Regions from separate parts of the Homo sapiens genome. Here region 1 is linked to region 2. The links are chromatin contacts, found by Hi-C or POLR2A ChIA-PET in ENCODE. All regions are on one chromosome and are shown on one strand. Each heading gives the region's core, a stretch centred on a gene start or an enhancer-like site at or near the end of the contact. The rest is flanking DNA. Distances are from core to core; before and after follow the strand shown. Region 1 holds the start of NUP205 (nucleoporin 205). Region 2 overlaps LOC105375523 (a long non-coding RNA gene).

Region 1 (5,863 bases), core at 2,707-5,206, 800 kb after region 2:
AATACTAACAAATCTTTTGAAAGGCTTGACTAGGAAGAGGACAGTAAGTGGAGTGACGCATGAGATCATCAGTGGAGAGAAAGGGAAGAGCAAGAGAGAGAAGTGAATATACAAGACAAAAAAAGGGGTAACAGGTGAAGAACACAATGGGTGGGATTTACATTAGATAGGAAGACAGAGGAAAAGTGATTCAAAAGAATGCAGACACACCTAGGTTTGTAGGTTTGAGAGTGAATAAAGGGAGTTCATGTATGTTGGCTCCTATTTTCTCTGTGACTAGAAGTCTGAGGGTTTAGTTAGTTGCAGGTTAAAGATTTGAAGAGTGTAGAAAGGTCTGAAGTAGTCACTGCTGTGAATGGACGAGGTGACCAGACTATCACAGAAGGACTGCCAAGCAGTGTTAATAGTTGCTTATTCACAAGTCTGTGAGTGTACTCAGCCAGGTTGATACAGGTCACAAGACTAGTTAAGTTATACAGCTGAAATACAAGCATAGGTTTTTTTGTTTGTTTTTTGTTTGTTTGTTTTTAAGACAGAGTCTCGCTCTGTTGCCTAGGCTGGAGTGCAGTGGTATGATCTCGGCTCACTGCAACCTCCTCCTCCTGGGTTCAAGCAATTCTCCTGCCTCAGCCTCCCGAGTAGCTGGGATTACAGACACCTGCCATCATGCCAGGCTAATTTTTGTATTTTTGTAGAGACAGGGTTTCACCATGTTGGCCAGGCTGGTCTCGAACTCCTGACTTCAGGTGATCTGCCCACTTCAGCCTCCCAAAGTGCTGGGATTACAGGCATAAGCCACCACACCTGGCCAACCATAGGTCTTAGAACTCTACAATCTCTGTATTTTTTCCTTACAACTCCAAGATGTTTGATTTTTTAAAACTGTAATTTAAAGGAAGCACATAACATAGAATGCAATCTCAACAAATTTTAAGTGTACAGTTCAGCAGTGTTCAGTGTATTCACATTGTGCAACAGATCTTCACAGCTTTTTTCATCTTGCAAAACAGAAACTCTATGCCCCCTAAACAACTCCCCACTTTCCCCTTTCCCAGCCCCTGGCAACCACCATTCTACTTTCTGTTTCTATGAGTATGACTACTTCAGATACCTCATATAAGTGGAATCATGTAGTATTTGTGTCTTGTGACTGGCTTATTTCACTTAGTATGTCCTCAAGTTTCATCCACGTTGTTTTATGTGACAGGATTTCCTTCCTTTTTAAGGCTGCATAAGGATACTATATATATGCATGTATACGTTATGTTATGTATATGCATGTATATGTATTATGCATATTGCATGTATATGACACATTTCCTTTACCCACTCAACCCAACATTCATTCCTTGATGGAAAAAGAGTTCCTTCCCTAAGACGTTTAGTTTTTTAAAAAACCAGCTCCTGACTCTTGGCTTTTAAAAATGTTTCCTATGTTGCCAATTAAACACTCCTGACACAAGGCTTTATTATACAATGTACACTCTTTGCTGCTGTTGGCAACTCCTTTTCCCTCCAATGATTTGTTTAATAATTATAATAGCTTAGGGCGAGTATGTACTAAAGGAATGTATATAGGCCAGGCACAGTGGCTCACGCCTGTAATCCCAGCACTTTGGGATGCCGAGGTAGGCGGATCACCTGAGGTCAGGAGTTTGAGACCAGTCTGGCCAACATGGTGAAACCCCGTCTCTACTAAAAATACAAAAAAAATTGGCCAGGCGCAGTGGCTCACACCTGTAATCCCAGCACTTTGGGAGGCTGAAGGGAGTGAATCACGGGGTCAGGAGCTCGAGACCAGCCTGGCCAATATGGTGAAACCCCTTCTCTACTACAAATACAAAAAATTAGCTGGGTGTAGTGGCGGGCGCCTGTAATCCCAGCCCCTCGGGAGGCTGAGGCAGGGGAATCGCTTGAACCCAGGAGGCGGACGTTGCAGTGAGCCAAGATCGTGCCACTGCACTCCAGCCCGGGCAACAGAGTGAGACTCCATCTCAAAAAAAAATTAGCCAGGCTAGCCAAGCATGGTGGCGGGCGCCTGTAATCCCAGTTACTTCAGAGGCTGAGGCAGGAGAGTTGCTCCAACCCAGGAGGTGGAGGCTGCAGTGAGCCGAGATCACGCCACTGCACTCCAGCCTGGGTGGACAGGATGAGACTCCATCTCAAAAAAAGAAAAAAAAAAAAAAGGAAAATAAATGTGTATACCTTGCGTACTGGCTCACACCTGTAAACCTACCACTTTGGGAGGCCGAGGCAGAAAGATCGCTTGAGGACAGCAGTTCGAGATCAGCCTAGCCAACATGGAGAAACCCCACCTCTACTAAAAATACAAAAATTAGCCCAGCGTGGTGGCACATGCCTGTAATCCCAGCTACTCAGGAGGCTGAGGCAGGAGAATTGCTTCAACCTGGGAGGCAGAGGTTGCAGCGAGCCAGGATCGCGGATCGCATCACTGCACTCCCGCCTGGGAGACAGAGCAAGACTCCATCTCAAAAAGAAAAATTAAAAAATAAAATAAAATAGAGAAATGTATTATATACAACCACACGTTAAGCATATCTAATTGGGAAGGAAGGACCGCAATATTAAGCATGTAACTTCATTACTAACCTTCTAATATATACGTCTAATATCATAAAATGAATTAGGTTGTGCTTAAGCAGTAGCACTAAGTAGTTTAAGCACCTAAGACTGACTTAGATCATTAGATGTTTAACTCTGGGGACATTACGTAACTATTTGAAGCCTCTATTTCCAAATCTGTAAAACGGAGTATGTAACAGTAACTACTCCAAAGGTGTATAAACGGGAACTGAATGAGATAAGCACGATAATAAGTGCAATGCTGGGATATAGTATGTGTTCAGTAAACATAGCCTTCATTATAATTTATCATAGCTTTTCTGAAATGATTTGATTTACAAAACAGATTTAGACAACTTTTCAAGAATATCAGTCCTGTGGAAAATAGAACCAATACTTTAAAAAAGAGTCCTTTTAAGTGAGATTCTCACAAGCATTTACCACACAGATATACTCTTAATCTTGCCCGCGAACTTCAGAGCATCTCAATCGAGGCATTAACATTCTAGGCACCAAATTATTTTTCCGGACTGCTCTGACCATGAAGGACTTTCTGCATCCTTGCCCCGCCTACTATGCGACAGCAGTGTACCCCAGGAAATATGACAATCAAAATGCACTCACTCATTCAAACACCACTGGAGGGCGGTACGGCCCGAATTGAGAATCACCGAAAGAGGATCCACCCCAAATCTTCCAGAGTTCCTTTACTACCTTCTAGATTCAATTCCACCCCGAAAATCTACAGCTCCAAAGGTACAAGAACATCCAGGGCCTAACCACATCCGCAGGGTTAGAAGACGTCTGCTGAAGCCCCGCCACCCTCTTCCTGACCACCTTTCAGATGGCCGACTTCATAATAGGGAGTATTCGCTGCCTGCAAGATCTCCCACCCTATAAGGAACTCCGACGCCTACTTTCAGCCTCTGCTCATGGCTGGAAAATATCTCGGGTCCTCTGGCTTCACTGTGGAAGACCTGATGCGTATTCCAGCGAAATCGGGACCACAGACGCACAGTGAAACTTGGGGGTGAGGGGGACCAGACTCAGCCCTGGGCTGTGAGAGATTACACACCTGGGTCCAGCGGCCCAAGCCTCACTGCCTGGAATCTCAAACCCCAACTCGAGGGCTGGAGCCGCAGCACCGACGCGCGCCATTCAAACTGGGGAGGGGTGGGACTCTAGGCCCAGAATTAGGGAAAAGCAGGCACCGCACATAAGTGGGGTCCTAGACTCCGAGAAACCTCACGGTCTCGTCTCTCCATGAAGACCTGGTTATCGCTCAGCTCAATCGTCTTTCTGTCTGGCCACACTTACCCGAATTTACCGCCAAAGGCGTCGCCATCTTAGAGGCGCACTAACAGAGCCCTTCTGCCGCATGGAGGCCCCGGGAAAGGGTGAGGCTGACCTGAGCGAAGCCTGAACAAAAAGGCACCACACTGTCCCCTCCACGCTGGGCCGTCCCAGGCGTACAAAAGGCTCCAGAATCTGCTCTGGGTCACAAACATCAATTTTCATTGGGATTATTCCCATTCAAATAAGGCGAGGGCAACCACTTCAGAGACACGAGGTCCTCGATCCGACGTTCATCGTGTAGTGCATCCTGGGACTTGTAGTTTCTAATGATGAGTTGGTTAAGTGGAGAGGAAAAAGTAAAGTGGAATAGAAAAAGATATTCTGAGAGTAGTTATTAAAATGACGCCCATTTATGACATTATAAAAGCCGTAAATTCAAATCATTATCTCCGCTTCAAGTTAAATCTTCCTTACAGTGGGGAGTGAAGTAAGGTATGAAGTGTCTACACCTCAAAAAGCCACTGACCGGTTACAAACTAAGTTTCCGTGACATTTCAGTTTACCAAATATATTCTGTCAACATAGTTGCGTAGAGCGAAACAAATCATAATTTTTAATTATAAAATTTTCAAACGGATACAAAATTAGAATAGCAAACACTCAGCATCAATAACGTGGCCAATTTCCCACCACGGCAGCCCCAACCCACCCTTACCACCCCAACACCCTCCCCTCCCCACCCCCCGCCCCCGATTAGTTTGAAACAGATTCCAGACATATCGTTTCATAATCACCAAGTATTTTTCTACCTGAGCACCCAAAGTAGCTGAACTCTTTCTTCAGCTGTTAAATTTTAGTTTGCTGATTTTCAAACTAAAATGTAAATAATCATTGCTATTTACAGCTATGTATTAAGAAAAATTTTATAGCCATTATCTCATTTAATCCCTGCAAACCATTCTATTGGGAAAATGATATGATTATAACTATTTATGTCAGAGACGCTCCATGTGCCTTACAATCTCATTGTATTAACTCTCCATCATTCCCATTTCACTGTTGGAAATCAGAATCAAATAATTTAGACAAAAGCATAGAGTATGTTAAGAATATCCAGAACTGGCAGGGCGCAGTGGCTTATGCCTGTAATCCCAGCACTTTGGGAGGCCAAGGCAGGCGATCACTTAAGGTCAAGTGTTTGAGACCAGCCTGGCCAGGAAGGTGAAACCCCGTCTCTACTAAAAATACAAAAATTAGCCAGGCATGGCGGCACGCACCTGTAACCCCAGCTGTTCGGAAGGCTGAGGCAGGAGAATCCCTTGAACCCGGGAGGTGGAGGTTGCAGTGAGCTGAGATCATACCACTGCACTCCAGCCTAGGCAACAGAGTGAGTGAGACTCCATTTAAAAAAAAAAAGAATATCCAGAACAGAACATTTATTCTTTTGAACAAATAATATCAAGTGACACAATGTACATTAGGTTTGAAACACAAAAATCACTGGTGATTTTTTCTAAAAGTCATTGATATATAGAGACAAATGCCAAACTACGATTAAAGTGGTTTTAAGGAGTGAAGTGGGGAAGAGAGAAAGTAAACGCAAAGGAATTTTTCAAGAAGTTTATCATGAAACTGAGAAGAATACTGAGCAGGAACTTGACAGGAAGCGGCATTCAAAGATTTCTCTCTCAGCACAGCTATTACAAGCCTTTCCCTCTCCACATGCACTTTTTAAGCCCACACGCTTCCCTCTCAGTAGATAACTTTGCTTTCTATAAAGTAACTCTTTAAATTCCAGCAACTCCTCTTCACCTGTCATTACACTTTACAAGCATTCTCTCACAGGCTTCTTCAATTCGTAGCAATTGGGATATTGCCATCATAAGCCCCTCTAAAACTGCGCTTGGTATGTTTACCAGTTATCAGTCATCAAATTCCATGGGCACTTTTCTGAATTATGATAGTTATAGGCCGGGTGCAGTGG
Region 2 (5,316 bases), core at 1,541-4,040:
ATTTATATAAATTTCAAAAACATGGAAACAATAGTGACAGAAAATAATTCAGTAGTTTTCTGGAGAAGTGAAAGATAAGCCATCATGAGAACATTTGGGGGCTGATGGTTCTGATGTGATTTCACAGGTGATGGTCATGGTTCCACAGGTAAATACGTAACTCAAAACTGAGCAAATGGTCACTTTAAACATATGCAGTTTATCCCATATCAGTTATAGCTAAATAAAGTTAACAAGGTTTCTTCCTATAACCTTATAATTATGACTTACTAATACAATAGACTATATATATATATACTGTTATATTTTCCATTATATATGGAAATATATATATATATTCCTACACAATTACTGGGTTTTATATTTATATTTCTTTTCTATTTGTATTGGATCACTTTACTAAAATTTCTTATTAGCATGAAAAGTTTTCTCAGTTGATTTTCTATGGTTTTTAATGTAATTATTTACATTTTTTACCAAACAATGATTATTTTATATCCTTTTTGTTGAAAATTATGTAACCCAATTGACATTAGACATGAAGTGAGGAACGGCAGCTGCTATTACTGTCTGGAGGAATAGGATGCACTTGATGTTTCAGAGGATAAGCCACAACACCTGTGTTGATGCTCAAGTTAACAAGGCATTTTCACTTTGCATTTAAAACAAAGGTGATTTTTTGAGGTCAGGAGTTCCAGACGAGCCTGGCCAACACTGCAAAACCCCGTCTCTAATAAAACCACAAAAAATTAGCCAGGTGTGTGGCATGTGCCTGTAATTCTAGCTACTCGGGAGGCTGAGGCAGGAGAATCGCTTGAACCCGGGGAGGGGCAAAGGTTTCAGTGAGCCGAGATTGTGCCACTGCACTCCAGCCTGGGTGACAAGAGTGAAATACTGTCTCAAAAAAAAAAGAAAGAAAGAAAAAGAAAACATAGATGTTCTCAACAAAGAAGTTTGGAAATACTTCTTTCTTTGCTACAGCACGTAGAAAATAATGCTGATTGTGCACAGAGAAAACAGAAGAGAAAATACCTAGGGTTCAGAGAGAAGAGAGTGTGGTAGCAACTTTCACCCAGTAGTCAAGTTCAAAATGTCTTTTTTATTGATATAAAATAGCTGTACGTATTTGGGTGGTACATGTGATATTTCATACATATATACAACGTGTAATGATCAAATCAGGGTAACTGGGATATCCATCACCTCAAACATTTACCTTTTGTTTGTGTTGAAACATCCTAATTCTTCTCTTCTAGTATTGTAAGGAGTCTGTAGTCAACAAAATGCCTTATGAAGAAATCAGTGAAGACTCAGGATTTAAAGGATGTCTTATTAGGAAAAACATAGTAATAAAGGCTGTGGAGGAAGATTCAGTCATTGCCAATCAGTAGGTAATGAATAAAGCAGGTCACACAGGCTGGTGTCTACACCAGATCAGAAGCAAATTTTATCACTAGCCTAATTTCCTATGATGTCACTTCTGCTCTTTCCTCTCTCTCCCAGGATTTCAATCATACTGTGGCATTTTGCATCCTTGCAGTCTCTCCTTACCTTTGTTTTTTTGTTTGTTTTTGTTTGTTTGGTTTTTTGAGACAGAGTCTCACCCTATCGCCCAAGCTGGAGTGCAATAGCATGATCTCGGCTCACTGCAGCCTCCGCCTCCTGGGTTCAAGGGATTCTCCTGCCTCAGCCTCCCAAATAGCTGGGATTACAGGTGCCCACCACCACGTCCAGCTAATTTTTGTATTTTTAGTAGAGACAGGGTTTCACCATGTTGGCCAGGATGGTCTCGAATTCCTGACCTCGTGATCCGCCTGCCTTGGCCTCCCAAAGTGCTAGGATTACAGGTGTGAGCCACCACACCCGGCCTCTCCTTACCTTTTTATGTGTTCTGCTACTCACTGCTTCCATCTTCCCCCTCATAGTGACCCATCCTTATGTTATTTTAAAAAATGTTCTTTTAGCTCTGCAAGAATATAAAGTACCTATTTTCTATTGTTTTTTCTCTTTGTGGTAATGGACGAGTTTTACTTTCAGACTTTCCCCTTTTTTCTCTTTTTATGTTTTACTGCCTTTTTTTGTGGGGTGGTGGTAGTACCTGATTTTTCCTTGTTTATTCATCTTTAAATGAAGACAGAGATCTATGGAGATACATTTTTGCCAATACCTGATATAAGTATGTAGAAGAACTTCTCTTTCCTCAAGTGTATTAACAGGTTAATTGGATTCCATTTCCAAATATGAACCTGGAGGGTAGGTTGCTATGAATAACTGAGTTCAATACCAGGACCTACTAGAAATTAATCTTGGGCAACTTTGTTGAATAGCGGTAGTTCTTTGATCTTCTGGAATCGAGTTTGTATCCTGTAATTTTTAAACCAGTTCACAACTATTTTTCTTTGACTATAAATGAAAAACAACATTTTCTTACATATACCACTTCCTTTCTCTGCTCCTGGGCAATTATCACTCGTTTTATAATTTTATGTCCTACCCTGCCCCAACCACCTGCTCCCTCACCTGGGTCAGTTAATTATATACTCGAACTGCATTTTCTGAACGGACTGCTATCAGGTGGGGGAAGCTGGGAAAGTAGCAGTCCAGAGGGCCTGCCCAAATTTCTGTTTGGTGTTGCTTTCGTGTCTTTAAATTCAGATAGTTAACTTTGGCATGTCATATCTCTTCCTTCCTGCTTCTGAACTTGCCCAAGGATGGAGCAGTTTGAGGCACCTGTTTCTCAGTTCCTCATTCTCATAGCAATAAGTAGAAATGTCTCCCACATGCGGCATATGGGTAACCTGGTTTCCAGTACTGTTGTGGGATTTGGTCTTCCTGTGTCTCCATGGGCACCATCAGTCTGAGTACTTTCAGAAGCAAGTAATAAAAATTCTACTCTACCTGGCTTAAACAAAACACAATGAGGCTTTAGTGGGAGACTCACTAATCCAAAGGTAAGAAGTACAGGTGGGCATCATAAGAGACTAAACAGATGGGTCAAACGAGTTCAAGGAAGCAATTGCCTCAGCCTCTGTTCAGCCCCATGGCCAATGTCTGTTTCTGGGGTCATCTGTGGCATTTTTTTCCCTCTAGGCAAACCACCTTTTTCTACTTCCCTTGCGCATGTTTAAAACAATTACTTCAATCTTGGAACTACGTGTCTGGGCTCAAGAGAGACCAAACTGACAAATGCCCTAGTTCTAGTTCAAAATTCCAGAGGGAGAATTTCTTATTGGTCAAGTGATTCTTGATCTATACAGCTGTGACAAGAGGATCTCACCACGTAATACGAGTCACCCAGTCTGTCTTGGGGGTGAAGGAAGTGGTATAGTGGAGGATGGGGAAAGAGTAGGCAGTTAAAGTTTAAAGGTAAATAAATAGTAGGGGGGCAGTGGTGTGCACCCGCAGTCCCAGCTACTAAGGAGGCTGAGGCAGGAAGATTGCTTGAGCCCAGGAGTATGAGGCCAGCCTGGGCAACACAGCAACATCCCTGTCTCTAAAAATAAGAAGATAAATAAATAAGCTTTTACTATAGACTATAGATTTTCAGGTGTGGGGGTGGCAGGGATCGGATTTCTTTACCATAGAAGAAGGACTTCTCAGAGGCTTTAATTACCAAATTGTATTATATTATCTTCTATTTAGTAGGAGAGAAAATATAGAACATTTCTCAATTATTTTACCAAGAAACCCTTCTGGCAGAATATTTTTTTAAAGCAAGCTTCCATTTACTTTTTTTTAACTTCAATTTTTATTTTAGATTCAGTGTTACATGTACACATGGGTAAATTGTGTGATTCTGAGGTTTGGGATATGACTGAATCTGTCACCCAGGTCATGTCCCTAGTACCCAATAGGTAGTTTTTCAACCTTTGCCACCTTCCCTCCTCCAGGAGTCCCCAGTGGCTATTGTTCCCATCTTTACGTCTGCGAGTACTCAGCGTTTAGCTCCCACTTTTAAGTGAGACTATGCAGTAGTTGGTTTTCTGTTCCTGTGTTAATTCATTTAGAATAATGGCCTCCAGCTACATCTATGTTGCTGCAATGGACATGATGTCATTGTTTTCTATGGGTGTGTAGTATTCAATGGTGTATATGTACCACATTTTCTTTATCCAATCTACCGTTGGGCACCTAAGTTGATTCTGTGTCTTTGTTATCGTGAATAGTGCTGCAGTTAACATATGAGCGCATGTGACTTTTTGGTAGAATGATCTATTTTCCTCTGGGTATATACCCAGTAATGGGATTGCTGGATCAAATGGTAGTTCTGTTGTAAGTTTTTTGAGAAATCTCCAAACTGCTTTCCACAGTGGCTGAACTAATTTACAGTTCTACCAACAGTGTATAAACATTCCCTTTTCTCCACAGCCTCATCAACATCTACTATTTTTTGATTTTTTAATAATAGCCATTCTGATTGGTGTGAGATGGTTTCTCATTGTGGTTTTGATTTGCATTCCTCTGATGATTAGTGATGTTGAGAATTTTTTCATGTTTCTTGGCCACTTGTAGGTCTTCTTTCGAGAAGTGTCTGTTTATGTCCTTTGCCTACTTTTTAATGGGATTATTTGTTCTTTGCTTGTTGAATTAAGATCATTATATTAAGAATGAACTAAGTATAATGATACACTAAGAATATCTAGTATTGTTTTGGATACTAGATCTTTGTCAGATGTGTAGTTTGCAAATATTTCCTTCCATTCTGCAGGTTCTCTGCTTACTCTGTTGATAGTTTCCTTTGCTGTACAGAAGCTCTTTAGTTTAATTAGGCCCCACTTGTCAGTTTTTGGTTTTGTTGTAATTGCTTTTGAAAAGTTAATCATAAATTCTTTGTCAAGGCCTATGTCCAGAATCATATTTCCTAGATTTTTTTCTAGGATTTTTATAGTTTCAGTTCTTATATTTAAGTACAGACTATAGATTTACAGAAAGATGGAAGAGAGTAAATCAAACATAATTCACTTACTGCCATCTTACTTCAAGATTCTCAATGTACTTTAAAGTTTAAATAATCTTTTACCATAAAAGTCGTACATGAATTTATTTGAAAAATGCAAAGAGTAAAAAAAGACCAGCATTTTTTTTCTCATTCTCACCTTACAGATGTGACTACTGTTAAACATTTTTAAGTATCTTATCACAAATTTCCTACACATATTGTAGCTGAATCCAAACTTATTCTGCTTACTGCATGGCAACCAGTAAGTCAAGAGACAAGGAGTTGCAGCAAGGAAGGTAACTTTTTGCAGAGCCATCTGAGAAGAAGGCAGACTAATGTCCTAAAGAACCATCTTAAATCAGTACAAATTTCAGGCC

What was found. Hi-C counts contacts between places; a loop is a spot of excess contacts on that map. ChIA-PET counts read pairs that join two places held with the same protein, here RNA polymerase II (POLR2A). Pooled maps may share reads with other maps.
Region 1: a map with no recorded cell type shows a loop between it and region 2 (8-fold over the local background). The contact joins the promoter of NUP205 here to the enhancer-like site in region 2. A Hi-C loop is called at or near these places in 2 of 37 single-sample maps with no recorded cell type and 2 of 50 pooled maps. POLR2A ChIA-PET finds 5 or more read pairs at or near these places in 1 of 52 experiments (OCI-LY7).

The regions. Positions count from the first base shown.
Region 1 is chr7:135,556,010-135,561,872 of GRCh38, reverse strand. NUP205 (nucleoporin 205) reads right to left here and starts at 3,956. Exons shown (of 43, transcript NM_015135.3): 1 at 3,901-3,956. The coding sequence starts at 3,928. RefSeq lists enhancers at 3,246-3,365, 3,436-3,495, 3,556-3,605, 3,986-4,115.
Region 2 is chr7:136,356,970-136,362,285 of GRCh38, reverse strand. All of the region lies in intron 4 of LOC105375523 (a long non-coding RNA gene), which reads right to left. Among named protein-coding and RNA genes, the nearest start is that of MTPN, 380 kb to the right of the region's middle. RefSeq lists an enhancer at 2,519-2,618. Within about 2 kb of position 2,790, at least 2 of the 41 ENCODE cell types and tissues checked have a DNase peak (open chromatin) inside an H3K27ac peak, as active enhancers do; they include OCI-LY7, where a contact is called at or near this core.